3 separate regions of the Homo sapiens genome follow, and regions 1 and 2 are each linked to region 3. The links are chromatin loops, found by intact Hi-C in ENCODE. Cell type or tissue: B cell. All regions are shown on one strand. Each heading gives the region's core, and the rest is flanking DNA. Links, peaks and the distances in the headings are about the cores only. Region 1 overlaps UMAD1 (UBAP1-MVB12-associated (UMA) domain containing 1). Region 2 overlaps UMAD1 (UBAP1-MVB12-associated (UMA) domain containing 1). Region 3 holds the start of LOC124901586 (a long non-coding RNA gene).

Region 1 (10,647 bases), core at 2,853-7,852, 100 kb before region 3:
GGAGCCTGGTAAGGAGCCTACTTTAGCTTGGTACTTTGCTACTACCCCCAGAAAAATCAGGATTCTATTAAAGATGAAAGGAAGGATGAATATTGGGTAGGCTACAAGAGGTCTCTGACATAGATATCAACCTATTTTGCTTTTAGAAGGTTCATTTGTCCAACAATAGATATCAGTGGAGGTGGGGGAGGACAAATAGAGAGAAGCATTCATTAGTGATGCCTGGATTCTATTTAGGGCCACGAAGTCTTTGAGTAGTCATAGTGGGACAAGAAATAAAGAAGGACATTAATTTAAAAAAAAATCTTGGATAAGCTAAGCACAATGCTGGTAGGACCTTTACATGTATTAACTCATTAATTTTTACAGACGAGGTAGGCAATATTATCTATATATCTTATAGAGGAGGAAACCAAGGCTCAACAATACCCATTTCCCAAGGTCACAAAAAAAACAGTAACATTAATGGAACCGGAATTGAGACTTGCGCCTGACTAACCACAAAACCTATGCTTTGCATCGTGTTGTTTTCCTGTCTCCACTATATAAATAACGCTGCAGAAACCTGCTGTTTCACTTTGCTTCTCTTTTCCGTAGTGCCTTCTCCTGTGAGGTCCACAATAACTATATATTGACTTCAATGATTTGTGTGCAGAACTAAACTGAGTGTTCTATAAAAGATTGCTGCTGTTAGTTGCTGAAGGCTGTAGAGATGAGGCCGGGAGAGGAAGAAGTGGTGCTTCTCTCTTATCACCGCCACTCAGAGGTGGGAATGACTGCCTTGGGATATATGCCACCAGTGTCGGTAGCATTCAAGGACATTCTTTGGGACAAAGAGAATGTGGCAAAGCAGCAGTGACCAATCTGAGTGAGCCAAAGTCCAAAAGGAAAGCTGATAGAATGAGTTGGCATGGAGGTGTATCTTCTCAAGTCAGAAGCCTGGGAATTATCTTTGACTTCTTCCTCTTTCATTCTCAACCCAATTGATCACCAATCACTTTATTTCTACCTCCTCTGGCTACCTTGCTTATCTGTCCTTTCCTCTACCTCCCCACTGCAACTACAGTGGTTCTGGCCTTATCTTTCACATGGATTATTACAAAGAGTTTTTGTAATAGCCCTTAATGCCCAGTCCTACTTTCATTCAATCCATTCACCCACAAATCTGACCATGTAGTTGCCTTACTTGATGGCATCAGAGGCTCTTCAGCTGCCTGTAGGATAAAATCCAGTAATTTGTGTCTACTGTGCATATATGGTCCTTCGTGGTCTGGTCCTGCTCCTCTGTGTAAACGTTCAGGTCTGTTCTGTGTCACCATACAGAGTTTCTTACCATTTCTTGAGTATATTCCTTTCTCTTGAAGTTTGTGCAATTTCTGTCACTTCTCTGAAGAACTTTATCCCATACGTCTTGTGTTCACTGAGCAAATTCCTGTTCATCCTTCAAACCCCTGCTCAAATATCTTTCATCTTCAATGCCATTTAGTCTCCCCTCTGGTCCCTTAACACCTTGTACATCTGACCAGGAGTGCCATGAAGTGGGGATTCGGGTTGACTCATCATTGTTCCCTGTGCGTGGCATGCATCAGCCACTCAATAAATATTTAATGTTTGATGTGTGCAGGAACAGTCAGACTAGACAAAAGACAGAAGAACTTGTTATCTAAGTATTACTCTTAACCATGAAAAGCTCTAACTTTGGATAACCTCCTTACCTTTCGGTGCTAGAGTAATGGGAATATATTTGAAACATTACTTCATCTCTCCGAAGTGAATTATTCTCACCAGGTTCTTAACAGTTTCTGTTAGTTTTTCAGGTTATGTTTAATAATTCCCATGATACCAGCTGAATGATGATTCTAATTCTCAAATCCTAAAGTGACTCTTGCCTCTCTTGTCCAATTTAACCTGCCACATTGATTTTTTATTTGTTATGTATTATGACTTTCCTCAAAACTTGGTTGTATTTTGGATTTTCTTTTCTGTATCTCATCCGTTTTTGCATCCGTTCCTGACTAAAGACACATTTTCAATGGTACTTTTTACCTTTTAGATGTTTCAGTATGTTCCCCCCACCCCCTTTTCTTTGAGACAAGGTCTCACTCTGTCACCTGGGCTGGAGTGCAGTGGCATGATGTCAGCTTACTGCAACCTGCACCTTCTGGGCTCATGTGATCTTCTCACCTCAGCCTCTCGAGTCACTGGGACTATAGGCATGTGACACCAGGCTCAGCTAATTTTCTTTTTAAACTTTCAGGTTCAGAGGTACATGCACAGGATGTGCAGGTTTGTTACATAGGTAAACATGTGTCATGGGGGTTTGCCATACAGATTATTTCACCCATGTATTAAGCCTAGTAGTACTTAGTTATTTTTTCTGCTTCTCTCCCTCCTCCCACCTTCCACCCTCTGATAAGACCCAGTTGTTCCCCTCTATGTGTCTGTGTTCTCATCATTTTAACACCCTCTTATAAGTGAGTACATGCTGTACTTGGTTTTCTGTTCCTGCATTAGTTTGCTAAGGATAAAGGCCTCCAGCTCCATCCATGTCCCTGCAAAGGATATGGTCTTGTTCTTTTTTATGGCTACATAGTATTCCATGGTTTATGTGTACCACGTGAACAGACACTTTGCAAAAGACATACACCTGTCCAACAATCATATGAAAAAAAGCTCAACATCACTGATCATCAGTGAAATGCAAATCAAAACCACAATGAGATACCGTCTCACATCAGTCAGAATGGCTATTAATAAAAAGTCAAAAAATAACAGATGCTGGCAAGGTTAAGGAGAAAAGAGAATGCTTATATACTGTTGGTGGGAGTGTAAATTAGTTCAACCATTGTGAAAGACAGTGGTGATTCCTCAAAGACCTAAAGACAGAAATACCATTTGACCCAGCAATACCTTTACTGTATATACCCAAAGGAATATAAATCATTCTATTATAAAGACACGTGCACACTTATGTTCATTGTAGCACTATTCACAATAGCAAAGACATGGAATCAACCTCCATGCCCATCAGTGAAAGGCTGGATAAAGAAAACATGCTAATTTTTGTATTTTTTGTAGAGACAGGGTTTTGCTATGTTGCCCATAGTTTTTCCTCTGTTTTTTTGAGACGGAGTCTTGCTCTGTTGCCCAGGCTAGAATGCCATAGCACAGTCTCTGCTCACTGCAGTCTCCACCTCCCAGGTCCAAGCGATTCTCCTGCCTCAGCCTCCCAAGTAGCTGGGATTGCAGATGCATGCCACAACACCCAGCTAATTTTTGTATTTTTAGTAGAGACGGGTTTTCACCATGTTGGCTAGGCTGGTCTCGAACTCCTGACCCCAGGTGATCCACCCACCTCAGCCTCCCAAAGTGCTGGGATTACAGGCATGAACCACCTTGCCCGGCCCTCTCCTCTTATTTTTAAGCAGTGATTCCTAAGGGTAAATTTGTGTATGATTTTTAGCCCCATAGTACAGGACCTTCTTGCACAAAAATTAGGAATTTGACAAAATAAGTAAATGACAAGCATCTGAAGATTTTCTTCAAACCATGAATATATTACTTCTCAAAATTTTAAGCCCCCATTTTTGATGTATCAAATAACATTCAGCAGTTGTTTATATTACGCTGTATCTGGTAAGTTGTAGGTAATTACTAGAAGAATATAAGATTCTTGAGAGCTGCATAAATGTGATTTCTGCAGGGTCTCTTTAGGTATGCTATGCTATACACACGCTGGGAGCCTGCAGAAATCACACATACACAAAAGGGCCACTGAATCAGATCTGAAAGAGGAGGGCCATTTTGAGTTGGATAAAGCTACGTGTATATTACTTGTTTTTTCCACGCCTGTTGACATGGAGAACCAAAACCGGTGTTTCGTGCTTTCAACAAAAATAGTTTTAGTTTTGCTCTGAAAGAAAAATGGGTTCACATTCTGAAAAAGGTGATTTTGTCACCAGAATATCTGATGAGTAAATCTGCATTTGCATTTTTATCATTGCCTAACTAAAACCTGTTCAGTTTGGTTAATAAATTATTAATACAGTTCTCTAACTTCTCATCCGGGTACACTGTTGAAATAGCAGACCATCCCATTTATTTCACCAAATATTTCTTATACACCTATTTTGGATGAGGCTCTGTTAAACTCTGTTCTCCATATCTGAAAATGTATGGGTTATTACTCTGCCAAAGATTTGTGGTTAAAAAAATTGTGTTAAGTTCTAAGACTCATCATATCAAGATCAAGCAAAACAATTGACCATGACTAACTTTGGGGTTGAAGGCTACAACTATGTCTTTTAGAGGTAGTTGTCACTCAGGCAAATTTTAGGGCATCACAGGGCTAAACATTAATTAACCAAATGAATCAGTTTTAACCACTGCTTTTCCTCAATTCAGTTAAGGGTTAAGGAGTTACTAATACAGAAAGATGGTGATACAGGAGAGTATGAGAATTATTGATTAAATTATAGATAAATTATAGACTAAAGCATAGTAATATGAGAATGTTTCATTTTCTGACGTATTTAACTTAATTACCTAATCTCATTAGAAGTGATTAAGATGAATACTCAGCTTGTATCTCAAGATCTTTTTAGGTATTGATTATAGCATCTATAAGTCCACTGACTTTTTGGTTTCTACATGCATTGCCTGGCAGTATCAGTCAGTTCACAATTCAAGTTGAAATTAAAATTTTCTAACAATAAATGAGAAACAAAAAGTAACATTTATTTTAAAATATTATGTCTTTTAAATTTTGAATATTCAGATTTGAGGATTGAATACTGGCACCTCTCTGTCACTTATGTTTTGCTAATGATCATCTATGCTTCAGCTCCTCAAAATGGCCTGTCAGGTGTCAGTTTAGCATGCGAGACTTTAAGCTGTCTTTTGTAGTTTCATAAGGGCCAAAGAGCTTGTTAGCCTGGAATTTAGTGTATTTTGGTACTCATTTGCTTTTAGTTATTCTTTTCTTGATTTTTTTTCAAACTCTTCTCATGAGGAAAATGTACAATTCCTACCAATTAGTCATAAGCCAGTTTGGATTTAGGAATTGCATAGTTTATTACTTTGAAATATTATTTTATTCAAATATTTAGCAAATAGTAAAGATGTGAATATTTCACTGAATGTTGGGTGATTTGGCTGATAATTAGATCCTCAGAGAAAAACTGAAACTCCTGAAGTTTGTTGCAGAATCTGAAAAGTAACCAGGAAAACAGTAGTTTAATATGTTAAGTACTAGTTATTAATGAAAATTAAGCGTGACTTTTTTAGGATTCAATTCCTGTTTTTAGTGGTATAGCTTTCTGGTATTTTGTAGCTTACTGTGTTCATGAACACAAAAGAACAAGTAACCTCACTAGTGGCTTGAGATCTGACTCGCAGGAAAACATTAGGTAGTAATTAAAACAAAGCTTTCCCCCCACCCCCAAGTTTGTGAAATTTTAAGCACACTGCCTAATGCAGTCACCACTTGCCGCTTGTGGCTATTGAGCACTTGAAATGTGACTAGTCTGTATTCAGATGTAAAATACATGCTGGGATTCAAAGACTTAGTATGAAAAAAAGGATTGTAAAATATCTGAATATTTTATATTAGTTACATGTTGCCATGATAATGTTTTTGATATATTGGATTTAAAAAAGAATATTAAAATTAATTTCACCTGTTTAACTTTCTTAATGTGGCTATCAAAAAATTTAAAATTATATGTGTTTCACCTCACTGATTTATTGGACAATGCCAGTCTAATAGATTTAAAAATTCTTAATATGTACAGTAAATATCAGATATTAAAAGCTTATATGATTTGGTTTTTAACCTCTGAACAGTCAATTCTTTGGAAATCTGAGAAGCCCAATTATTCTTTGGTCTCTTCAAGGGCTCCAGGTTGAAGCAGCTGTTCTTTGAAATTGCCAGTCCTGATTCAGTTGACTAATAGCAATCGATAGATACGGAAGGCTAAGTACTGCTTTGCGGTTGTGCAGCCAAATGAGTGAACTGTACCTACTGTTTCTCTCCTTTCTGCCTCTTCCCCTGATGGCTTTTATGTGGTTGTTAGTATTCAGTTGATGTTTATGGTAACATAAATCTAAATTGGTTTTCAGAGACCCAATTCATGTTTTACTATATCCCATAAATTATGTCATAAATTACCATGGCTGACCATCTTATTTACAACCCTTGAGTAATAATCTATCACTTATTATATTATTACATATTACTGTAATATTACATTAATATTACTTATTAGTAAACAAAAATGAGTTGTTGATGTGCTTTTGTATGATATCAGCCAAAGCAAAACCTACATATGGTAGGAACTGGAAAGCAAGCATTTATTAATAATCAGCCTCTCTTTTCCAGGGGGGTTTAGCTATTTACCTGTGAAAAGCTTGTGTACTTTATTTAAAATTTTTGATGTATGTATTGTTTGACAAAAACTTAAAGGGTTTGGGCGCACTGAGAATAGTACAGTGAAGTCACACTGTATGAAAAAGAGAGAGGCAGTTGGGTAAATGCTGATAATAATGAAATCTGTAAGGTCAGTCTGTGAAGATAAATGTAATATTTGAATTAGTCATCTAGTTTCTCTGAAAAGGTAGTAAGTTAATCTTGTTCCAAAAAAAAACAACCCGAGCCTGGTCGTTTTGTTTTTCATGCCTTTCATCTTGGGCAATCTTTTGTATATCATGCAAAGGACCATACAATTAGCATGAAATGAGAGAGCGCTTTTTAAATTTGATGAATAAGGGCTCTTTTTCTTCAGCTGATATGCATGCAAGGTGGAGGTCTATATCCCACCAGCACACAGACCACTTGGTATCTGCCCTGTAAGTAGCTCTCAGTTTATATCTGTGCCTTAATGAGGAAAGGGTTCTGGAAGTAATAAAAGTAAGCTTAAAATGCATCAGAAATAGCCATAACGCTTTAGTGTAAATACAGAAAAATTCCTAGATTTGAACAGTTCGGCTTCCTACCTTGCTTGGATTCCAGAGATGCCCCTGTCATTCTCTTTTTCTAGCAATCAATTGAAGACATATTAGTAAGACTTCTATGAAGACGAAAAACTTTTTTTTTTTGGTTGTCTTCTCTGTCATTTATAATGAAAATATGCTTTGTTAACAAGTTTTTTTTAGGTGACATGTGTTTAGAAAAATTTTCATGCCTCTATATTTTTATGGGCTGTTTGCTTTTCAGAATACTTGTCTGTGAGGTTATAGTGCTAATATGTGTCAATGAACATTATTTATTCTTTCTTTAAGGTTTTAATATTCTGTTTTATTGATTAGGAGTGCTCCTCCCTTGATGTTTTATACAGAGCACAGTACTTAAGAGATGAGATCCCAATGTTGTTGGGAAAGTTTTTATAATTAGTCATTTAAGCTCACACTTTTATATTGTTGTGCTTCATAATCCCCTAATATGTAGTTAATAACACTCCTTATTACATAAAGGAAGCCAAAATGTCACCCCCAAAAAGATAAATAGGTCATTAATTCAGCCAACTTTTTTCCCTTAACTATGATTGCCAGATTTAGCAAATAAAATTACTGGATGCCCAGTTAAATTTGTGTTTCAGATAAACAATAAATAATTTTTTAGTATGTTTGTCTTGTGCAATATTTGGGTTATACTTAGACCAAAAAAAGTTATCTATATTTGATCTGGCAACCCCCGCCATAACTCAGCCCTCTTATTAACTCAAAGAATTCCCAAGTCTGGCAAATGTGATGTTTGGCCCTCCTGCACTCCGTTTGCCCAATTTTTTTGAAGCCCAAAGTGCCTCAGGTATGCTTTCTCATTTGTCCACATGTCTTTTGGGAGATAGGAATTGGGAATTGGGCAGGCTCTATTCACATCTTACCTACTTTTCATTTTTTAAAAAAGAGAAAATGCTTTCTTTTTTATTTTTGAAAAACATATTAGCGTATATATTTCTGGATAATTTTCACAATAATATGTTTAAAGATGGTAATAAGGATGATTTAAAGACAGATTTCAATATGAGAAATCTAATGCATCCCCTCTCCATTCCCTTTAGGTGAAAAATGCTTCCTTGTAAAGTGATAATATTGATTCGTAAAGCTAAGAAGACACCTACAGCAAAAAGCTTCAGCTTCTCCTTCTCACATCTCTTTATTTTTGGTTCATTTAGTATTAAATGCCTAGCAGTATAATCCCAGACAAAAACCTTTGAAAGAGTGAATTCATAGAGAACGTGCATTTCCTGGGTGCCTTATAAACAATGTTGAGGGCAAGTGGATAAAAAGTGACTATTCCAAACAACAAACATTACCATCAGCTGAATGATTTTTAACCTTCCTTTCCTTTCCCTCCCGCACCTCCCACCTTGCCCTCCGCTCCACAGAATCAGAGAGGAACCACTTGTAACTTGCATGTCCTCATCCTTTGTCATCTGGATTATTACTAAGGCTTCCCAGGTGATATTCCTTCCTCCAGCCTCACTCCATTCCAAGTACCCCGGCTCACCTTCAGTAACTACTTATCAGATAAAATCCAAGTTGATTAGCATGGCATCCAGCACCCTCCCTGATCTGTGTTCTAATTAATTCCCCCTTCTTTTACTTCTTCCTCAGTGCTCAATGCTACAGCAATAACAAATATTTGTCATACATAAAACATTCATATCATCAGGTTTTGTTCATTTTTCCCTCTGACTGCAATGCATATCCTCTTTCATCTCCATAGCAAAATCCTATCATCCTGGAAAATCCTGTTTAGGTATCATTCCCTGTGTGAGGCTTTCTCTGACCACTCTTCATCATCCTTAGAATGAATTCTGCTATCCTACTTGAGCTTTTGTATCCACTTGTGGTACCACATGCTTCACAGTGTTTTGTCATGGTTTATTTACATGACAATCACCAGTAGAAGTTTGGAAGATTTTTGAAGATAGGACACTATCATCATCATTTTGAATCTCTACTATCTAGTACTAACCCACAAATAACAAGCACTTGAGAAATGTTTGAGTGCCTGAGTGGATCAGCTTTCCACTTGGTAAAACTTTAGGTAAATTTCATCCTGTTAAACTGGTCCTGTGTATTAGCCGCTCACTTACCACCATTTGTCTCTCTTTCACATCAATTGGTGAATAGAAAAATGGCTCTTGATTTTTCACCAGGATAGCTAGTCCACCTATGCTGTTTATTAGTTAACTGGGTTTTGTTTTTTTGTTTTTGTAGAATAAATAAAGTAGGCCCATATAGAGGGGTGGTCATGGGTAGCATTATGTAACAGAGGTGTAAGTTTGCCTTTGGCACACTTTCCATTCAGGTTTGTAGCTCTCCTTTCAGTTTTTATATCCTTGACCTCTAAGGCTGCCTGTCAATATCTTAGAGATGGGAATAGAGTGGATAGGAGGTGGGCGCAGGGGGGAGTGTAATCTTCCTACAGGAAAACTTTTCTATTAATATCTTGTGTTCCATCCCCTCAGGGCCTACCCATCACTGAAGTTAATTAATAAGTCCATTCACAACGAGATAGTCAATTATATTGATACGTTAAAGTGTAACTCTTCTCAGATAGCATTTTTATTTTTACAGAAACTTTAAATCCATCTGTATTAGTCCATTTTCATGCTGCTGATAAAAACATACCTGAGACTGGGCATTTTACAAAAGAAAGAGGTTTTAGGACTTACAGTTCTGCATGGTTGGGAAGGCCTCACAATCATGGTGGAAGGCAAGGAGGAGCAAGTCACATCTTACATGGATGGCAGCAGGCAAAGAGAAAGAGCTTGTGCAGGGAAATTCCCATTTTTAAAACCATCAGATCTCATGAGACTTATTCACTATCATGAGAACAGCATGGGAAAGACCTGCCTCTTCCCACAACATGTGGGAATTCAAGATGAGATTTGAGTGGGAACACAGCCAAACCATATCACCCTATTTCCAAAGAATGAATAATATTGGCATGATATATTTTATAACAAATATGCACTTTACAGTACCAAGGAAAAAGGTGTTTGTGAAAAAGCTGAGGACCTTTTAATCACCACTCAAATAGGATTCCCTAGATTGTGCCTATAACGTGTATAATTGTCCCTCAGTATATAGGGGATTGGTTCCATGACCTCTGCAGATACTAAAATCTGAGGGTGCTCAAGTCTCAGGTATAAAATGGGCACAGTATATGCATATAACTTACACACATCCTTTCCTATACTATAAGTCATCTTTAGATTACTTGTAAAAGTTAATATAATGTAAACGCTATATAAATAGTTGTTATGATGTAGTGTTTTTAAAGTTATACTTTATTGTTGTATTGGTTTTTTTCTAATAATTTTGATCAGTAGTTGGTTGAATCCATGGATATTGAACCTAAGGATACAGAGGGCTGACTGTATGTACATGGATGAATCAGAAATTGCATTTGGCTGAAAGTAATTGATATTCCTGAACTGGTGGCCTTAACAAAACAGGGGTTTGTTTTTCTTTATCTAGAAATGTCTCACGTTAGGCAATTGAGGGCTGATAATAGTGGCTCCATGATACTAACAGTTTCCTCAACTTTTTCTCTTTCTGCATCACCACCTTTAATTTTTGAAGATAGGACACAATCATCATTATTTCGATTCTCTAGTATCTAGTACTAAGTCTCAC
Region 2 (10,647 bases), core at 2,662-7,661, 63 kb before region 3:
TTTGAGATAAGGGTCCAGTTTCATTATTTTGCTGTGACTATCCAGTTGTCCCAGCAATATTTGTTAAAAAGACTATTCTTTCCACATTGAATGGTCTTGGCACCCTTATCAAAAATCAGCTGACCGCAGATACGTGGCTTTATTTCTGGATGTTTGGAAAAACTCAAACTGTTTTTCCTCTACTCTCACATCAACATAACAGCAGCCAACACAGAAGATTTCTGTGACCTCAAAATATGTGGGGATATCACTCTACCAGCAAGCAGGCAATTAGTTCTGTAGAAGACACCTGCTGGGTGTCCTCCAGTTCAATTTTACTTCATCTTTTTCGAGATAGTGTCAGATCCCACAGATTGTGGGCTCAATCCCCAAGATTGCCCCACACCTCAGACAACAGTCACAAGTCCAGGCCCCTGGATCTTCTGACAGACCAGCTTTAAGTTGGGGTTCCCACAACCCTCTCTTTGGGTTTGACTACTTTACTAGAGTGGCTCACAGAACTCAGGGAAACATGTTTACTGATTATTACAAAGGATATTTTAAAGGATACAAATAAGCAGCCAGATGAAGAGATACACGGGGTAAGGTCTGGAAGGGTCATGAGCACAGGAACTCTGTTCCTGTGGAGCTGGCACGTGCTAACCTTCCAACACGTAAATGAGTTCCTTCCTGTCAGCCTCCACATATTCAGCTCTGTAGAAGCCCCCCGAACCCTGTCCTCCTAGGCTTTTATGCAGACATCCTTGGATAGACAATTGACAACTATGTAGAAATGTGACTGGACAAAATGGATATGATCTAATATTAATAAACTGAGTGGGGAAACCCAGCAAGACCTGTTTGTTCACATTCTTCTCGCCTCTCTGTGCAGCATTTCTTTCTTCAGGATATGAGGCAGGACCCTCTCTGGAATGAGGGTCGTATAGCCCAACATTCAGAGTAGAGTCCTGCCTTGGGCCATGAAAAGAGGGCAGGAGAAGGTCAGAAAGAGAGAGTTTTTTTCTGAGGCCTAAAGCACCCCGACATTATATAACAAATGCTGTGGGAGTTATGAGCCAGAAACTGTGGACGAAAACCAGTATATATGTATATCATAATATCACACAGGACATTTAATCGATTTCATTGATCTATATCTCTCTGCTTATGTCAATACCACAGTCTCATGACTAATATTGCCTAAAATTTTGAAATCAGAGAGTGAGTCCTCCAACTTTGTTCGTTTTCAAGATTGTTTTGGCAATTCTGGATTCCTGGCAATTCCATATGGATTTTAGGATCCACTTTTTTACAATGAAATCAGTTGGGATTCTGATAAGGATTGCATTGATTTTGTAGCGCAATTTGAAGAGTATTGCCATCTTAACAATACTGTCTTCTGATACATGAGCGTGGGATTTTTTTTTTCCATTTATTTAGGTCTTAATTTTTTTCTATTATCCTTTGTAGTTTTCAGGGTATGAGTTTTGTACTTCTTTCATTAAATTTATTCCTAATCATGTTATTATTTTTGATAGTATTGTAAATGAAATTATCTTAATTTCATATTTGGATTGTTCATTCCAAGTATATAGAAATACAACTGATTTTTGTATATTGATCTTGTACTCTGCAACCTGCTGAACTTATTTGTTCCAATAGTATTTTAATGAATTCCTTAGGATTTTCTACATAGAAAATCATATCATCTGTACATAGAGATAGTTTTCCTTCTTCCTTCCTAATTTAGATAACTATTATTATTGTCATCGAGATCTTGCTTAATTGCCCTGACTAGAACCTCTGGTACAATGTTGAATAGAAGTAGCAAGAATGGATACCTTGTCTTGTTCCTGGTCTTAGGGGAAAAGCATCTAGTCTTTCACCATTAATAATGTTGTCAGCTTTGGTTTTCTATAGACACACTTTATCAGGTTGCTGAAGAGCCCTTCTATTCTTTCTTTGTTGGGTGTATTAGTCCGTTCTCACGTTGCCATAAGGAAATACCTGAGATTGGACAATTTATAAAGAAAAGAGGTTTAGCCAGGTGCCATGGCTCACACCTGTAATCCCAGCACTTTGGGAGGCCAAGGCAAGCAGATCCCCTGAGGCTGGAAGTTTGAGATCAGCCTGACCAACATGGAGAAACCCTGTCTCTACTAAAAATACAGAATTAGCTGGGTGTGGTGGTGCATGCCTGTAATCCCAGCTACTCAGGAGGCTGAGTCAGGAGAATTGCTTTAACCCGGGAGGCAGAGGTTGTGGTGAGCCAAGATGGCACCATTGCACTCCAGCCTGGGCAACAAGAGCAAAGCTCCATCTCAAAAAAAAAAAAAAAAAAAAAAAAGATAAGAGATTTAATTGACTCACAGTTCCACGTAGCTGAGGAGGCCTCAGAAAACTTACAATCATGGCAGAAGATACCTCTTTATGAGGCAGCAGAAGAGAGAATGAGTACCAGCAAGGGAAATGCCGGACGCATATAAAACCATCAGATCTTGTGAGAACTCACTATCACGTTAACAACATGGGGGAAACCACCCCCATGATTCAATTACCTCCCACTGTGTCCTTCCCACAACACTTGGATGTTATGGGGGTTACAATTCAAGATGAGATTTGGGTGGGGACACAGAGCCAAACCATACCATCCCACCCCTGGCCGCTCCCAGATCTCATGTCCTCACATTTCAAAACACAATCATATCCTCCCAACAGTCCCCAAAAGTCTTAACCCAGCATTATTCCAGCATTAACCCAAAAATCCAAGTCCAAAGTCTAATCTAAAGCAAGGCAAATCCCTTCTGCCTATGAGCCTGTAAAATCAAAGCAGGTTAGTTGCTTCCTAGATACAATGGGGGTACAGGCATTGGGTAGATATACTTGTCCCACATGGGAGAAATGGGCCAAAACAAAGGGGCTACAGGCCCCATGCAAGTTTGAAATCCAGTAAGGCAGTCATTAAACCTTAGAGTTCCAAAATACTCTGCTTTGACTCCATGTCTCATATCCAGGTTATGCTGATGCAAAAGGTGGGCTCCTGAGGCCTTGGGCAGTTCTGCCTCTGTGGCTTTGCAGGGTACAGCCCCTCCCAGCTGCTTTCAAGGCTGGCATTGAGTGTCTGCAGCTTTTCCAGGTGCATGGTGCAAGCTGTCAGTGAATCTACCATTTTGGGGTCTGGAGGATCGTGGTTCTCTTCTCACAACTCCACTAGACAGTGCCCCAGTGTGGACTCTGCATGAGGGCTCCAACCCCACATTTCCCTTCTGCACTGCCCTAGCAGAGGTTCTCCATGAGGGCTCCACCCCTGCAGCAAACTTCTGTCTGGACATCCAGGAGTTTCCATACATCCTTTGAAATCTAGGCAAAGGTTCCCAGACATTAATTCTTGTCTTCTGCATGCCCCAAGACCAACACCACCTGGAAGCTGCCAAGGCTTGGGGCTTGCACCCTCTGAAGGAACGGCCTGAGTTGTACCTTGGCCCCTTTTAGCCATAGTCGGAGTGGCTAGGATACAGGGCACCAAATCCCAAGGCTGCACACAGCAGGGGGGGCCCTAGACCCAGCCCAGGAAACCGTCTTTTCCTCCTAGGCCTCCAGGCCTGTGGTGGGAGGAGCTGGTGCGAAGCTCTCTGACATGCCCTGAAGACATTTTCCTCATTGTTGGGTATTTGCATTTGGCTTCTCATTACTTATGCAAGTTTCTGCAGAGGGTTTGAATTTTTCTCCAGAAAATGGGTTTTTATTTTCTACTGTATCATCTGGATGCATATTTTTCAAACTTTATGCTCTGCCACCTCTTGAATGCTTTGCTGCTTAGAAATATCTTCCGCCAGATACCCTACATCGTCTCTCAAGTTCGAAGTTCCACAGATCTCTAGGGCAAGGACAAAATGCTGCCAGTCTCTTTGCTAAAGCATAGCAGGAATGACCTTTACTCCAGTTCCCATCAAGTTTCTTATCTCCACCTGAGACCACTCACCCTGGACTTCATTGTCCATATCACCATCAGCATTTTGGTCAAAGCCATTCAACAAGTCTCTAGGAAGTTCCAGACTTTACTACGTCTTCTAGTCTTCTTCTGAGTCCTCCAAACTGTTCCAACCTCTGCCCATTACCCAATTCCAAAGTTGCTTCCACATTATCAGGTATCTTAAGCTATGCCCCACTACTTCAATACCAATTTATTGTATTAGTTTGTTCTCACATTGTTATAAGGAAATACCCGAGACTGCGTAATTAATAAAGAAAAGAGGTTTAATTGACTCACAGATCTGCATGGCTGGGAGGGCCTCAGGAAACTTACAGTCATGGTAGAAGGCACCTCCTCACAAGGCAGCAAGAGAGAGAATGAGTGCCAGCAGGGGAAATGCCAGATGCTTATAAAACCCTCAGATCTTGTGAGAACTTACTCACTATCACAAGAACAGCATGGGGAAAACCACCCCAATGATTCAATTACCTCCCACCAGGTCCCTCCCGCAACATATGGGGATTGTGGAGATTACAATTCAAGATGAGATTTTGGATGGCGACACCGCCAAACCGTATCATTGGGTGTGTTTTTTTTCTTTTTATGAAAGGGTATTGGATATTTTTCATATGTTTTTTTCTGAGCCTATTGAGTTGACCGTATGAGATGGTCATGTGGTTTTAATTTTTTATTCTATTGATGTGATATATTACATTAATTGAGCTTCCCTAAACTCAAGTAAGCCATACTAGGGGACAATACAAAGCTCATGCTACAGAAAAGCATATACTTTACATATATTGACCATACAGGTCTCTTTTCAAAAACAAATTAACTTTTGGGTATAAAAGGAAAACTGAAGGAATAGCATCAGTTGGGCACATTTTTGTGCAAGTCAGAATAGTTTTTATGTTTCCTTCTCACTGATCGTCTACTCAGAATTTAAAAAATTTTTCAACTTGTGATTTGCTTTACTTTTTATAGTTGATGATCCCAGGTATTTTCAATAATTTTTCAAGCAACCACCATAAAATTGTATTTTGGACTATATCACATTATTCGGTTTTTGTTTAGGTTTTAGTTCAAAGCAATTAAATAAATAGGAAGTAAAATATACACACGGGTCTTTTAAAAAATCAACTGTACTCTTTGAGCATGAAAGCACCACTCTTTTTTGCACTATTTTGGGCATAAATGCTGATGATGTACTTCCCCTTTTCTTCCACAGTTAAGGGTCCACCCGGGAGTTTACAACTATATTCAGTCCCGGAAATGTTCTCATTCTCTTTTCTAGCCTCTGATATAATCTCTTAGCATAATTGGTTCAGGAATCATGTTAAGTGGGCCCAGATCATGTGTTTCAGCCTGTTAAAGGCAAGGTATATTTTCATTTCCTGAGAACAGATTGCAGCCTAGGTCCCAACCATCTGGCACTTTCTTGCCATTGCTTGCCAAGTGCTATGGGCTAGAGAATGTGGGCAGTTGAATGCAGTCAGTCCCTGTTACTGGACAACTGACCACAGAGGACTTGTCTCAGGAAGAGTCGTCCTCATGAACACAGGACACTCTGTTGTGACTTTGAGTTCTTAAATTTCACTGGAATACATTTAGGTAAGGTAAACAGTTATTTTTAAAATGTATTATTCAGGGATCACAACAGTGCTTTTAGGGATTAAAATAGTCCAAACAGCCTGTAATTTCAGGGTGTCTAAGATCCACATAGAATTAGCATATCGAGCTGGATATAAAAATGACACATAATACAACAGCCAACAATGTTTTTCCCCCTCCAAAAAAATGGTGTCCTCCAGATTCCATCTGCTTTGTTTGTTTGTTTTGGGAGAAAACATAAGTATGATCATTAGAAAAGAATCTATAACCCTTTCTGAAAGAGAAGATAATCTTTGGTCTCTAGAAACAATAGCTTTGCATTTTAAAAGGCATGAAGTGAAATGTCCTTATACTCTGTTGGATTTGGGAAGCAGCATGAAATAGTGGTTAAGCTTATGACTCCAGAGTTAGACGGTGTGACTTCTCTGTACTTCAGTATTCCCCATCTGTTAAGTGGAGATTAAAATAGTACCTACCTCATAAAGGAAAAATTAAATTAGACTCAGGTAGAGAGCTTAAAACAGTGACTGGCAAGTAAGTGCTCATTCAGTGTGAACTGATAACGGTGGTAGTAGAAATAGGCACACTATCGGAAGCTTAAGACCGATTTGATGTAAAGTTAATGAAACGAAAATCAGTAACAGCTAATATAATTTATTTATTAGTATGTATCAGGGCTCGTATTTTAAACCACCTTATTTTTACCCTCAGGAGTGAACCATAAATTATTTAGTTTCTTCAGAGAATTCTGATTATCAACTCACCTGCAAAGAGGGCAGAGGAGGGAAAAACAAAAGCTCTGTTGGGCTGTAAGCATAGTTTCTATACACTTAAAAACACTTTGGGAAATTATAGCTGTTCACTTTTAGGTCACTTTGGCAGTTGAAACCATAGCAATGATTTCTAGAAGGCTAAAGGAAAATCTGGTACTGGGTTTTAAAAGTTGACTACCTAGAAACTTTGGTGAAATACGTAATCATCTGGGTCCTAGAGAGCTGTGTGATGTTGCTTCTTCCTCTCAGTCATTCCAGGCTTTTCTCTTCCCTAGTTCGGCCATCAGAAAAACCAGCCTGACCCATGGAAAAGTCACATGGTGGCCAGGAAGGAAGTGTGTGAGGTTCTTCCCTATAACATCCGGTTTTCCATTTCTGACAGTTAGCAGACGGATTATGCTCACACTTTCACTTCTTGTAACCAGTCATTTCCACCTCTAGCTAATGGCTTTCTTTCATACATGTACATCTTTCTTAATGCCCTTCTCTTTCCAGATTTTGCCACTAATCTCAGGAAAATTTTACTTTATCACCTTGCTGTTTATGGGAGTAAAACAAAAAATTTTAAAGAACACAACTCATGTATTTCCTAGAGATATTTCTAATGAAAATACCCCCCAGCAAACTGAGGCCAGCAATCTTGAAAGTGTTCCTAAGTTCCTTTGCCAGAGTTCAGCTCCTCCAAACTAAATTGCCTTTTCAAGCACTAGCATTCAGGATAAATTTTAATTTAATCTAATTTATTGTTTTCCTGATTTCAAGGCATATATTATAATAATTTTTCTACATCTGTGTGTTAGAAGCATATAGGATTTTTGTCTCTATTGTGAACTCATTAGCCTAAGAAAATACATTCTGACTTCTTAATAATTATAAAGATTATTTTTAGGCCGTGCTTATGAGAAGATTGGCACTTATCTGTATTTTTCTTATTTGACTCCTAAGTGTTTATGTTTCTTACCATAATCAAGAACAGTGTGAAGTTAGGTATTCTTCCATTATATGAGTCCTTCACATAACCTTTGGAATATCTTTCTGAATTACGAGTATCTTTTCAGTAATTACTTTCTTTCTATTGTTACCATTTATATTGATTTAAGTACTATTTCCTTAAGAATTTTTACTATTGCAGATTTGTGGTCTAAGTCTACTTGGAAGCATGGCATTTGAGAGCTGGATCATCTGGTTCAATTATCTCATGTTTCAGAGGAGTAAATTGAAACCCAGAAAGGTTAAATGATTCGCTTAAGGTCACACGGTTTAGGTAGAGGCAGGGGTCATTGAGACTTGAGACCAGTGCTCTTTCTACTAAGTCTTGCAGATTAATTTTCAACTTGACGTACAAGTAACAGAATATATTCTGATAATTACCTTTTTCCCAAAAATGCTAGGAATCCTGGAAAAAGATGACCTTAAGAATTGATTATCCATTAATCAACTTTTCTGTTGTTGATCTGAAAGCATTTTTTCACTAGACTGTATTTTCCTTTAAGAAATTCCAGGTTGCTTATGTAAAGTTTGTTACTTTGTTGAAGCATTATAATTTTTGAAATTTATTAAGCTATGTGAACTTTAAATTTTCCTCTTATGATTTTTAGACACCATTGTGGCTTCTCATTTTTAATCACTTCTTGGTATTATTTACTCTATTTTATTGGGTAGACTTTCTCCAAGAGCGGGTAAGGACATCTTGTACCCTTATAATAACCACAGAAAAGTATTGTAGTGTAGAGTTCCAGTGTGTGTGAAAGGTCTTAGGGATTATGGAGCTGTTTCAAACAAGATTGAAATAGTGTCAATTATATTCAGATTTTAATTTATAAAATATTAAATTGAACAGATTTACTTTAATTATGATTTTTAAAGACAAGCAAAGAGTGTATTATAAAAATGTACAAATTTATCTTACCCAAATAAGTTTATAATTCAAAATAAGCAGGAACCATGGTTTGTGTTTCTCTCACTTCGGGCCCTTGCTAATTGTCTTCCATCTACTTAAATATTCTGTATTCCTATATTCATCAAATCCTAATGAATCTGTTAGACTTGTTTCTCAACTTTTCCACCTTTTACTTAAAAATATTGTCCTGGCCGAGCGTGGTGGCTTATGCTTGTAATCTCAGCACTTTGGGAGGCCGAGGCAGGTGGATCACGGGGTCAGGAGATAGAGACCATCCTGGCTAACACTGTGAAACCCTGTGTCTACTAAAAATACAAAAAAAAAAAAAAAAAAAAAATTAGCAGGCATGGTGGCGGGCACCTGTAGTCCCAGTTACTCGGGAGGCTGAGGCAGGAGAATGGCGCGAACCCAGGAGGCGGAGCTTGCAGTGAGCCAAGATTGCACCACTGCACTCCAGCCTGGGCGACAAAGCGAGACTCCATCTCAAAAAAAAAAAAAATAACAAAAAAAATAATAATAATAATAATTGTCCTACATTAGACAAAAGATGGAAACAACCAAATGTCCATTAGTAGATAAATGAATAAACAAAATGTGGCATATACATACAATGAAATCTTATTCAGCCTTAAAAAGGAATGAAATTCTGATATATGCTACAACATATATGGACCTTGAAAACATTTTATTAAGTAAAATGACCAGACACAAAAGGATATACATTGTATGGTTCCATTTATATAAGGTGCCTATAATAGGCAAATATATAGAGACAAAAAGTGTTTACAAAAAGCTTACCCAGGGCTTGGGGAGAGGAGGGATGGGGAGTTGTTTAATGGGTATAGAGTTTCTGTTTAGGATTCTAGAGATGGAGAGTAGTGATGGTTGCACAACACTGTGAATTTACTTAGGCCACTGAATTGTACACTTAAAAATGGTTAAGATGGTAAATTTTATTTTTGTATATTTTACCACAATAACAAACTACTGTCCTGAGTTAGCCATGAAATGAAATAATAGCTCTGAGTGTGCACCAAGAAGGGACTCAGCCTCCTGCCATTCTGAATGGCCACTTCATCCTCATACTGGGGTGGAGAAAACACAGCTGTGTTTACTTTTCCAACCCCATCTTCTATTTTGAAATATAACCTTTTGCAAGTGAGAGCCAAGGTCAAGTGACACAGCTTTCTGCTCACCTCTTCAGTTTGCCAAACATTGTTTTTCTAGTGGAGTTCTGGGTTAGGTGCAGCAAGTGTGAGTAACACTATCACTCATACGCCCATTGGAATTTAATTAGTCTACCCTCATAATTTCTGTACTCAGTTTGGTATGACACATTTCCTTACTTTCATCTGTATATGAAAACACACAGTTGTGTATTCACCAACTATAGTGTTTCCAAGTATGTGGATTACTCTATATATCAAATTCAAATTACACAGAAAATAAGGCTTTTCTTCTCCAATATTTTCCCATTTCTTGAAGAATTATTTACTTTTTGAGATTAGAGAGATGTTTATACATAGGGTGAACATGAGCAATTCTAAGTACATACTAAGTATTAGATATTTATGTTTTTGTATAATAATTGTAGAAACAGTGGCAAAGCATACATTTTCAGCATATATTAAGAGCAGCAGAACAGATTAGTTTTTGTGCTCAGACAACAGCCTTAACATGAAATAACTGTATTCATTGTTGTTTGTCATAACATTTAATTATTTGTTCTTAAAAATATATATCATACTTAGGTTATGAGAATGGCAAATGTTCATTCTATCAAAGCACACACCAAAAAATCCAACATGCAGCTGGTACTTAATATTTTTAGATTTACTTTCTTCTTGTATTTTTGACTGTATCTTATGCCATTTATTTGCATTCAGTCGATATCATATAAGTGATGTCAATTTATTTATATAAAAACAAATTAGTATAATATATTTATATTTTCTTACCAGGTTTAAAATGGAAAGTGTTCCATTTTCTTTCTTATTGTATATGTAGATGATTGAAGTACTTTATGTTTCACTGAAATGAGTATTATTCCCTTCAGTGAAATTAATGTTCAGCAATGCTGAGGAGATGGGCAAGATCATTTCTCATTGTTTTCCTTTTAAATTATCTGGAAAAAATATGATCTTGTTGCATTACATTCTGAAGAAGTTGAATAGATACTTACAATAAATAAGGCTATATAAATGGGAAGTTAAGTATTAATAGAATCCAGTGTGACTAACAAGGGATATCAAGTTCTTCAGACCTGTGGTATACATAATAAGCTTGAAGAATTCGTGCACAAAAGTCTTAACTGTTTTGCAGCCTTGGTTGTGGTTAGATGCTGTAGTTTTCTAAGCTACTACATGTTGTAACCAGCTTGGTAGATTTAACCTAGTAATAAGATGCTTAGT
Region 3 (10,647 bases), core at 2,174-7,173:
ATGGAAGAATGGGTGGAAATGAGACTGGAAAGGAGGCAGCAGCCAGCTCATGGAGAGGGTCAGGGTCAGATTTTGGACTTCATTCCAGGGTCATTGAGAGCCACTGAAGAGATTAAGCATGGGTATGACAAAATCAGAGTTGTGAATTTTTTTGTTTTTGAGACAGGATCTCTTTCTGCCACCCATGCTGGAGTGCATTGGCATGATTAAAGTTCTCTGTAGCCTTGATCTCCTGGGCTCAAGCAGTCCTCCTGCGTCAGCCACTTAAGTAGCTGGGACTTCAGGTGCATGCCACTGCACTTGGCTAATTTTTTTATTTTTTTGGAGAGATGATATCTTGCTGTGTTGCTCAGGCTGGTCTTGAACTCCTGAGCTCAAGCAATCCTCCTGCCTTGACCTTCCAGAGTGCTAGAATTACAGATGTGAGCCACCATGCTTGGCCCAGAGTTGTGCTGTTAATAGATGAAGAGAAGTGGACAGATGTAAGAGATTGCAGGAATCGAATTGACAGGAATTGGTGATTGATTGACTATAAGATGAGAGGGGAAAAAAAAGAATGTAAGATGACTCCCAAATTTCTGGATTGAGCCATTGAATTAATAGTGTGCCATTTACTCAGGATCTATGAAAGGAGGAGCAGACTTTCAGGGGCCGTTGAAGTTGAACTGCCAGTGCAGACGGTGATGGAGCTTAGAATATAAATGGGCATGGAACCTGGATGTGGATGAGATTGTCAAGGAAAACATTTAACAAGAAAAGACAACCAAGATGGAATTCCGGGTGTAGAAGAAAACCCCAGAGTAGACTGAGCAGGAGTACTCAAAGAAGTTGGTTAAAAACTAGGAGATGGTGATATGACAGAAACCAAGGGAGGAGAAAGGAGGGCATGGTCAACATTATCCAATGCTGCTTCATTTTTTAATAAGGATTAAAAATCGCCCACTGGATTTGGCAATTAGATCTCTTATCAGGGTCATTTAAAACTCTTCTAGATCCTGAACACAGTGGTTTCTGAGGATCCAACCACATATTACAGCAAACATTAAAATGCACCAAACTCCATATTAAATTTATGTCATAAAAATTTAGGAGATTAACCTTTTTCCCTTTGAAATTATTACAAATTAAAATGTTCTATTTTCTTCTGTATTTGAGTCAGTCAATTTTTAATTTTTCTAAAATGTTTTTCTAAACATTTTTTTTCAAACATTTTATAGGTTCTTGAAAATGTGGAGGACCTAGGCTGTCATAAATAGTGACCATATTCAGGCTGGGCACGGTGGCTCATGCCTTTAATCCCAGCACTTTGGGAGGCCAAGGTGGGCAGATCGCTTGAGGTCAGGAGTTCGAGACCAGTCTGGTCAACATGGTGAAACCTTGTCTCTACTAAGAATACAAAAAATTAGCCAGGCGTAGTGGGGGCTGCCTGTAACTCCAGCTACTCGGGAGGCTGTCTGGAGAATCTCTTGAACCCAGGAAGAACAGCCTGCAGTGAGCCGAGATCACACCACTGCACTACAGCCTGGGCAATAGAGCCAGACTCTGTCTCAAAAATAAAATAAACAAAACAGATAGACCCACATTCAGAGAAGGCTACAGGGGCCATGGAGTGAATGAGTGATGGAGCCAAGACAGTTAAGTATGAACTTCTCTTTCCCAGACATAGCAAAGAAAGGAAAGAAAGAGATGGAGAGAGCAAAGAAGGCCGTAAAATCCAGGTAGAACATGATTTATTTAAGATTGGAGTTTTTCACATGGCTTAGAAGAAAAATGTAGCAAAAAAAATTGATGACTCAGGAGGGAGTAGTAATATTTGATCAAAATGCTGCTTAAGGAGACAAGAAGAACAGATCCAGAACATAGGTAGGATTCACCTTCTTTAATGTCCCTCTTTGTCTGAATCCAGATGGAAGGAGGTGTAAGAACAGGTGGTGGATAGGTGCTCACATCCTATAGCTATCATTAATAATGAAATGTTAAAATCACAACTCTCTCAAGTAACTGCCACCACCATTTGGCATTGTTCTTCTAAAGATCGGAGACTACAATAATGGCAGCAAAAGGTCCCAGCAGTTAACAACTCTGTTTCATAAATAATTTCAAACTACTCTGTGATGCAGAGTGCTGTGTAGATGCCTGTTGGGGTTTGGCCCCTGATTCCTTTATGAGCCAAGAAGAGTCAATGTACTCTCTCTATAATAGATGTTGGCAGTAAAATGCCCACCTGTGTCAAGCAAATTGATTTGTCAAAAGCACCATCTGATAAATTTGTCGATTTACAGAGAAGGCAGGAGCTTTATGGGAAGTGCATTAACTCTTTGGGGCCCTTGGGGCAACAGAACTAAATCATTGCTGCAGTACTAAATGATTTCTCTAATGGCCCCAAAAGTAAATGCGTCCCCCAAAATCTCAGATGTTCCCAGGTGGTCATTCACCCTCTGAGACTTAAAATGATTACAAATACTTTTCAAGAGCTATATCGGTGGCCCAGTTCTCACTTTGCAGATAGGGGAACTGAAGTTCATTCTAGGCCAGTTAGTAACAGTTTAGAGTAGATACTAGCCAGCTTAAGTGGCCAGCTAATAATTAGCATTGCTGCTCTGACACCAATAGATATTCCAGTGATCATCTCAGTAAATATTTGTCATTTGAAGTGTAACTGCTCACAGTAAAAATACTCCATATTCATTCCCACAGAGTAGACAATTAGCTCCAATAAGATTGACTTATTGAATGTCCTTTTGCAAAAATTTTATTTTAGTTGTGGCTTTTTTTGTTGTTGTTAGATGGTTGTCAATTGTAGAAATAGAAATGAAAACTCAATAAAGAAGATAGGAAAACTTTGTGATAGATGCTGGAAGTAGGTCTCAAATTTCATGAGCAAGTTTATTAAGCTCATACACTGAAGACATTGGGTCATCTTTGGAGGTGTTGCTTAACAAGCCATGAGTGTTTCAGAGCTGAAGGGGGCCTTGAAAGCCTTAACTCAAGAGTGCTTATTTTACAAATGAAAAAATTGTCTCTAAAGTGGCCCAGCCAGGCCTTTTGCCTTAAGCTTGCAAAGTGAGAAAACCTGTTTACATAAAGACAACACAGAATGGGGGTCAGGGACTCCCAAGACTTGAAGACTAGTGGCCACAGAAAGGGGGAGAAAGCATTGTACATGGTTATTATTATTATCCAGATTGATTGTAAAAAGGCCCACCAATTCTTGGGCCTCTTCCCTCAAAAGGAAAAGACAACACATACACACACATGCACACATACACACACACACACACACTCACCTACACACATAAAGCAAAATTAGTTACCAAATGATAAGCATGTAAAACTTGAGGCAAAGAAGTTCTATTCTGGGCTTATCCACCTCTAACCTCAAAGCTTACTTGCATGGCTAACAGCTTTTAGGAACTTCATGACCAGATACTCAATTGTAAATTTCTCTAGAAAGAAAAAAATAAAAGCTACAATAACAAAATGTACTCTGTAAGCACAGTTGAACCTTGAATATTTTTGATGTTGCTTCCCAGTGTATTATGAATGTGTTATTATAAGGTTTACATAGAAGAGCAATGATCTGTGTAATTTCTTGCCTAAAATGGTAGTCTTTTGGTCAGTTGACCAAGAATGAGAACAGCTTAGGGTTCTGGGATTGCATGGAATGAGACATTGGTTTTGTTTGTTTCGTTTTATCTTGTCATTGGCGATTAGATTTAGGACATAAGTGCCAAAATAGGCCATTTTAATCAACATTGGGACTTCCCTGTTAAAATCTTGGCTGAGTTCAGTGAGTTTCACAAACACATAAAAAGCAAGCTTAAATACTGGCAGAGGGTGGCCTGAAAAGGAAATTCAGCTTTCTTGCTGAATATTATTATTAATCAAAATAAGTATAAGGATCAAATAATTATAATTGCATTAAACTCTTTGGGGACTTGAGACTTCTGTCATTTCTATAAACTAAGAATAGCTATTATTGAATTCACTTATGAATCACAATTCCTTACACTTATTTGTCATCTTACACATCACAAAATGCTTTCACCTGTTATGATTTGGTTTGATGTTCACAGTGCAAATGTGCAGGACAGGTATTATTAGCCCCGTTTAATAGATGAGTGAGTTGAACTTACGAATGGTCAAGAGCTCTTTCCATAGGCAACATTGCCTCTAAGATCCTCTTAGCTGTCCCTTTGTGATGAATAATCACTTCTTTGCTCAAGGAAGAACTAGGCCTTCAAAGGTTGCTGTCATTTTATATAAATGTTGACTGAAGGTGTGCACAACCTGACCTGGAAATACAAGAAGTATGTCATTGACATATCTTTATGATATTCAAGCAGGTTACCTTTTTTCTACCAATAATAATTGAAATAAATTAAAGAGAGTACAGATTAAACATATGTTTTCAATTGATGGTGGGAATGTAAAGAGGCTCTTAATGAATTTGTTAACGGCTGTTTCCATTTTGCTCAATGCTCGGTTATCAATGCCAATGAGTTTTGGACTTTGATCATAATAACATTTACCTGTTTCTTTAAAAGCTGTTTTTTTTTTCATACTGAAGGTTACCCTAGTTGCATAGTGCACTTTTGCCAGCCTGATGACGCTTCTGAATGCCTCCAGACCAGTGCTCCCTAAGAATCTGTAAACTATTCTTTTCATGCCAGCTGTTGTGCTCCTTTTATTCCCCCAATTTGCATATGGTGCTTTACTGAACAAGAGAGTTTTTCTTTCGGTTTCACCCAATGCAGGTGTGCAGTCATTCTGTGAGAGCTTTTGTAATTGGCTATGTAAATTATCTCTCAGGTCCAAGGGCCAAAAATATAGTTTTTCATAAAGACAATAAAAAACCACAATATTTATATTTTATTTTTTTTCAGTCTTCTGAGAAAATCTTTCTGCCAGTAGCAACATCACAAACGGCATCAGTCATTGTGGGAAGAGTTGGCAATTATTTTTCTAGCTGGTGTAGGTTCGTAGAAAACAAAAATTTTCAAAAACCATAAATACGTAATAAAATGTATTGGCTTACTTTGCTTTCTGGAAAAGCCCACCAAAATTTCTTTTTTGTATTTACTTTTAAAATCTTCCCAGATACTTAAGAATTCCTGGACTCTATATCCTCTCAGCCACTGTTTTTTATTTTCTCCTGCAGTCATTTTCTATAATATGCACTTATCTCAGACTCAGAACACCAAACTGAAATAGGTGGAAAATTTTTCTTTTTTCCTCAGTTATATTTATGTGTACGGATGCTAATTGGGGTAAAATGAAGGTACTGTGAATCTTCAGACATTATAGAAGATCTGGGCTTGTCAAAATTTAAGTGCCCTTAACCTTTATTAAGTATTGTAACCAGAAGTCCTACAGATATATAAAAGGTCAAATATTTATCATGTGTACAAATCTGACCCCAATAATAATAGATTATTTATCCTACAGCTCTTTTAAAATGTCAAAAATCATATCACATCTCATATAAAGAAAATATGTGATTTTCATGAAAACTAATTTCATTAATTATTCAGATGTCACTAGCCACCAAATTTTAGATGATTTTGGACTTAATTCCTTCTCAATAAACATAAAATAAATTAAACTTTTATTGATATGAACTATTGCTTTACTCCAAATTTTCACAGTCCTTAAATAAAAATATAAAGCAGGAACTCAGACATTTTCGCCAAATGGCTCCTTTCACCCTTAAGCTTTGTTCAAAGTTTTGGCCAATTCTATGAAAGCCCCAAAAAATAAAAAATAAAAACTTTCTCTGCTCTGTCCTTAAAAACTTAGTTTCCAAGTTAAAGTTTATAATCACGTTAAAGTCACTTGACTTTTAATGTTTACATTTTATAGAAAGAAAAAGGAGTATTTGAGTTGGCTTCTAGTAGGTTCCAAATGAGGCAGAGTAGAGCCTTAAATTTCTTGTAATGATCAGAAGGCAATGCATCCTTTTTATTATGTGGTAATCTGTTGGCTGAGTTCAGATTGCCAACCTCTCTGTACCCTGCTTTGGTTGACTAGTTGGCTCACTCCTCTGGATGTTACATAATAGCCTGTGCTGGTAGAGAAGGGGACTCAGACACCAACTTTAGGCTCAGACTGACTTGAGAGAGCCATAGTCTCAATTGGCTTTGCAGAAAAAAAGTCATGTTGTACCATAGACATGAGCAGTTTTTCTAAATTCTGTCATTTTAAATATGTCTTCTGGTCACTTCTCTTAGTTCTCTATTGATCAGGCCACTGGAGAAACATAAGGATTTTTACAAAGTGTTTGTCTTTCCAGGAGACCGCATTCCGGATATGAAAGTATCTAATCCCCACACACTTTCCTAAAGATGGTGCTAAGTCATCTTCCCTCACTCATTCTTGCTGGAGCTCACTCCCATGTTCCTTTTGTAGGTGGCATCTATTTCTTATCCACTGTAAATTGTGCCAACCTGCTTTCTTCAGCAGATTGTTGGTGCTAAATAAATGGTGTGATTTGTAGTAATAATGGTGATGATAATGACTCTTAAAACACCTAACTAATCCCAGTGAACTCTCAGTGATGTTTAGGCTGTGGAACACATGGTTGACTAACAGTGATAATGACTGAAAACGAGGTGATAAATTGCTATGCAGATTGTTGATGGCCTATAATTGCCTTAAAAGGGGGATATTTTATAACAGACTAATCCCATTTAAATAAATGTGTGTGTAGCATTTTAGATATATAGGACTGTATCTGTATTTTTTAATAATAACCAGCTCCCTAAAATACAAGATGCAAAACAACTTAGATAAACACTCCTTAGGTCAAGGGCCATGGGAGGTAAGAATTAAGGTTGTGTTTGCTCTTTCTTGAGTGTTGCATTGTTCCTGGGTCGGTAAGCATAACTTTAGAGACTCCACCAATATAAACACGAAACTACCTAGTTATGAGCCTGTGTTTACACAGTCCGGATCAAAAGCACAGACACTCAGGTTCATTTGCATTTGCTGCCAAAAATGTCCTAATTCTTCTTTTGAAAAGGAGCAATAATTCATATTTTGATGCCATTTACTCCCAAGGTTAATTTATATTTACAAATTTTATAACAGGCCTCATGTTCTTTACCATGTTGCCAGCACTTTCTTTTCTTTTGAGTTGCATTGTTCTTTTCTAAGGAACTGATTGTGTGGCAGATCGTCGGATCATTGCAGGGAGCACAGATGAAAAGCCTGTTATTCCAAAGGATTAAATTGCAATTCTTAGTGAACCATTGCCAAGCGATTTTTTTTTTTTTTTTTTTTTTTTACAAACCCGAGGAGGATTGGAAATAGGAAATGTTATGCCTTGAAAAGGGGTGGGAATGGTTGAATGGATGAGGAAGGACAATCATCCTAGTAAGTGTTATTAAATTCTCTTCAAGTAAAATCATGGAGCAAATAAATGATAAAATCTGTAAAATATCCAAATGGTCAGGAATAATAAGTAACTGAGTTTGTAAAGAAGTAATAATATCATGGGATAGATTTTGATTGAATCTATCCCATGATTCAGTAAAAATTTACTCCTGATTTTTATTGAATGTAGCATGTAGCATTAATACACAAAAATAATTAAAATTCCAGCTTTACTTTAGCATTTTCAGGGTTCAAGGACTATGGGGGCAGAGGACCTAAGATTTGCAAATCACTTCAATACGACCTCTTTGGGGAAGGATAGAATGTAGTAGGAAAAAAACAATGAAAGGGAATCTCTATCTTGGAGCATGATAACTGAGCACATTCCCCAAAATCTGACCTGAAATTAGGAAGAGAAATTAGTTCCGTTTGAGGTTCTAAACACCAGGAAAGTTTCATATAACCTGAGAGGGGACAGGATAAGTAAATTTTGGAAAGAAAACACCATAAAGAAGAGATGTTTCAAAATTCAATTCTGAAATATGTTAATGAACTCAGAGGAAGATAAAGGATTTAAATGCCCAATGTAATGGAGAAATTAGAGTAAGGAGGAAAGAAACTGACAATTTACCGTGTGCTCTTTGCAACAGGCAGCCTACAGGATGCCATTGTGGTTTCTGTTTGTGTATTACTCTGAGAATCAAGAACAAACTCCACATGAAATGCTGTAATAAAGAGTTGAAAAATATGCACTGAAAGTATACCATGTTTCAGGCACATATCAAGCATGATGGTACATGCTTGGGATTAAAAAGATGGATGAGATACAATACCTGCACTCTAAAAGTTCATAGTATTTGGGAGAAAAGAGAGACATACAAGAGGATGATTGCAGTCAAAACATTGGAGCAGATGCTACAAGGATATGTAATACAAATGAAGTTCAAGAATCACAACTTGCTTTGCCTGGGAAAATCAATAAATGCATTGAAAAAGGGGTAGTGTTTGAGTTGGGTCCTGGAGGATGAGTAGTTCTTCAGGCACAAAGAAGACAGATGCAAAGGATAAGGTGCATGCAGTGTGATAAGTTCAGAGTTGCCTGGGTTGAAGGAGTCAGCAGGAGAGGAGTTTGGAGGTTGGTGGGGTTAGGCTATTGAGGGCCTTTTGTAGTTGCTGAGGGGTTTAACTTTAACCAGTTAGGTGCAAGACAGTGTTACCAGCTTTAAAACAAGAGAATGATCCAATCAAATGTGTGTCTCAGAACAGAAGCTCTGGCAGGGAGGGATAGGATGAGGCTGAAGTCTGCAGGTAGCAGTCAGGAGGCAGTTGCAGCAGGGACAAAGGGGAGATGAGAGATCAGATTCCATAGATAGTTTGGAGATGATATGAGTAGATCTTTGGGAGATATTAAATGTTAGGAGTGAGGAAAAGGAAAAGTTGAAGGGGTTTGCAGCTCCTAAGGTTGTGATACCACTAACTGAAATAAAGAACACTGCAAAAGGAATACATCATTTATGTCTACAGCAGGGCAGTATGGGGGGTGGCATGCAGGGAAGGCTAGCAGATAGGTTGTTAAAATCCTGCCTGTGTAGTGGAGAAGACTACAGCTTGGAGAGAACCAACCAGAACAGTGTTCTTACCCTGCCCCACCCTATTGTGTCCCTGAGGAGAATCATGGGTCAAGAAACATTTGATTGGAATTTTGCTAATTTTTTATCTATTAAAAATGCTATTTATTTTTATTGATTTATTTATTTGTTTTTTTGAGATGGAGTTTCGCTCTCGTTGCCCACCCAGGCTGGAGTACAATGGTGTGATCTCGGCTCACCACAACCTCAGCCTCCTGAGTAGCTGGAGTTACAGGCATGCACCACCACACCACGCCTGGCTGATTTTGTATTTTTAGTAGAGATGGGGTTTCTCCATGTTGATCAGGCTGGTCTCAAACTCCTGACCTCAGGTGATCCGCCCACCTCAGTCTCCCAAAGTGCTGGGATTATAGGCATGGGCCACTGCACCTGGCCACAAAATGCTATTTTTAAAACAGGCACATTCAAGCCTGCCATGTACTGAATATTATTACAATAGAGACCAACAACATGCCAACTCGTCTCAGACTAACCTAGAATGTGGCTCTCAGAACAAATGAAGTTCCCTCTCATTACTTATAAATGGAATAGTGTCCTGATATTACAAGGCAACTTGTTTAAAAACTCATATTTTTACCATTTCCAACAGCTTATTTTTGTTGTCAAGAAAATCTCAATACTATGCAACTAGTAAGAAATCACAGAAATATCAAAACAGTCTTACTTTTCCAATTCATTGATATGCATAAATATGATAAATTTAAACTAATGAAATGTTTATGAAATATTCTTATTTATTTCTCATAGTCTATCTGATATATTAATAGTTTGGATATTTGTTGCTGCCCAAATCTCATGTTGAAATATAATCCCCAATGTTGGAGGTGGGGCCTGGTGGGAGCTGTTTGGGTCATGGGGGCACATCCCTCATGGCTTGGTGCTGTCTGCGTGGTAGTGAGTGTGTTCTTTCTGGGCCCATTCCCTCTCTGCTCCTGCTTTCACCATGTGACATGCCTGCTCCCAATTTGCCTTCTGCTTTGAGTAAAAGCTCCCTGAGGCCCCCCTCAGAAGCCAGGCAGGTGCCATCACAATGCCTCCTGTACAGTTTGCAGAATCATGAGCTAATTACGTCTCTTTTCTTTATAAATAACCCCGCCTCCGGTATTTCTTTATTTCAACACGAGAACGGCCTTACACACCATCGTATATGGATTGTGATTATTCATAAGATTTCTTTGGGTTCTACTTCTTAAAAAGTTTTAAAAACACTGAATATAAAGTATATATTACATTTATTTCTCCTGAAATTTATTTCTCAGATTGTTAATCAGGTCTTCAATTTTTGGACTCATTTAAAATTCTAAAATTGTTCTTTTGCTCTTTTCACACACATATCCATATTCTTCTTCTGGCTCGCCACTTCTCCTTCTGAGCTTGGGATTTATGCAAGACAATAACGGGAACAATCTGATATGGCAGCATAATAACCAACCAAAATATGTCTTTTCTGTTTTTCATTTTGCTTGATCATGACAACATCAAAATGCAAGAATGGGTGAACTGTTTTGAAGTCTAGGTTTTGAAAACACTTGTTTGCTGGTGTGGATGTGTGTGCATTTTTATATTTAACATTAATAGCAGCTTTCTCTGTCATTTTTACACTTTCGTTTCAAAAACAGTGGCC

What was found. A loop is a pair of places that touch in the nucleus more often than their neighbours do. Peaks named below come from ENCODE experiments on the same cell type or tissue, not always from the same donor. Only the 100,000 strongest peaks of a DNase experiment are listed, where the experiment ranks them.
Region 1: it touches region 3 in a loop (3-fold over the local background); 3 of 110 quality-filtered maps call a loop at or near these places.
Region 2: a loop joins it to region 3, with 5 times the contacts of the local background. A loop is called at or near these places in 3 of 110 quality-filtered maps.

The regions. Positions count from the first base shown.
Region 1 is chr7:7,815,744-7,826,390 of GRCh38, forward strand. All of the region lies in intron 3 of UMAD1 (UBAP1-MVB12-associated (UMA) domain containing 1), which reads left to right. Among named protein-coding and RNA genes, the nearest start is that of RPA3, 100 kb to the left of the region's middle. RefSeq lists enhancers at 403-592, 1,461-1,550, 5,191-6,138. In B cell, for the core only: no CTCF peak of the experiment used is centred there; a DNase peak (open chromatin) is centred at 5,328; H3K4me3 peaks cover 895 bases; H3K27ac peaks cover 976 bases.
Region 2 is chr7:7,852,054-7,862,700 of GRCh38, forward strand. The region is part of intron 3 of UMAD1 (UBAP1-MVB12-associated (UMA) domain containing 1); the gene reads left to right. Among named protein-coding and RNA genes, the nearest start is that of GLCCI1-DT, 110 kb to the right of the region's middle. RefSeq lists an enhancer at 8,357-8,526. In B cell, for the core only: no CTCF peak of the experiment used is centred there; DNase peaks (open chromatin) are centred at 5,238 and 6,658; H3K4me3 peaks cover 2,236 bases; H3K27ac peaks cover 3,650 bases.
Region 3 is chr7:7,916,001-7,926,647 of GRCh38, forward strand. It overlaps LOC124901586 (a long non-coding RNA gene), which reads right to left and starts at 7,221. Exons shown (of 4, transcript XR_007060206.1): 1 at 7,106-7,221; 2 at 4,137-4,295. RefSeq lists an enhancer at 4,577-4,626. In B cell, for the core only: no CTCF peak of the experiment used is centred there; a DNase peak (open chromatin) is centred at 4,701; H3K4me3 peaks cover 1,464 bases; H3K27ac peaks cover 2,786 bases.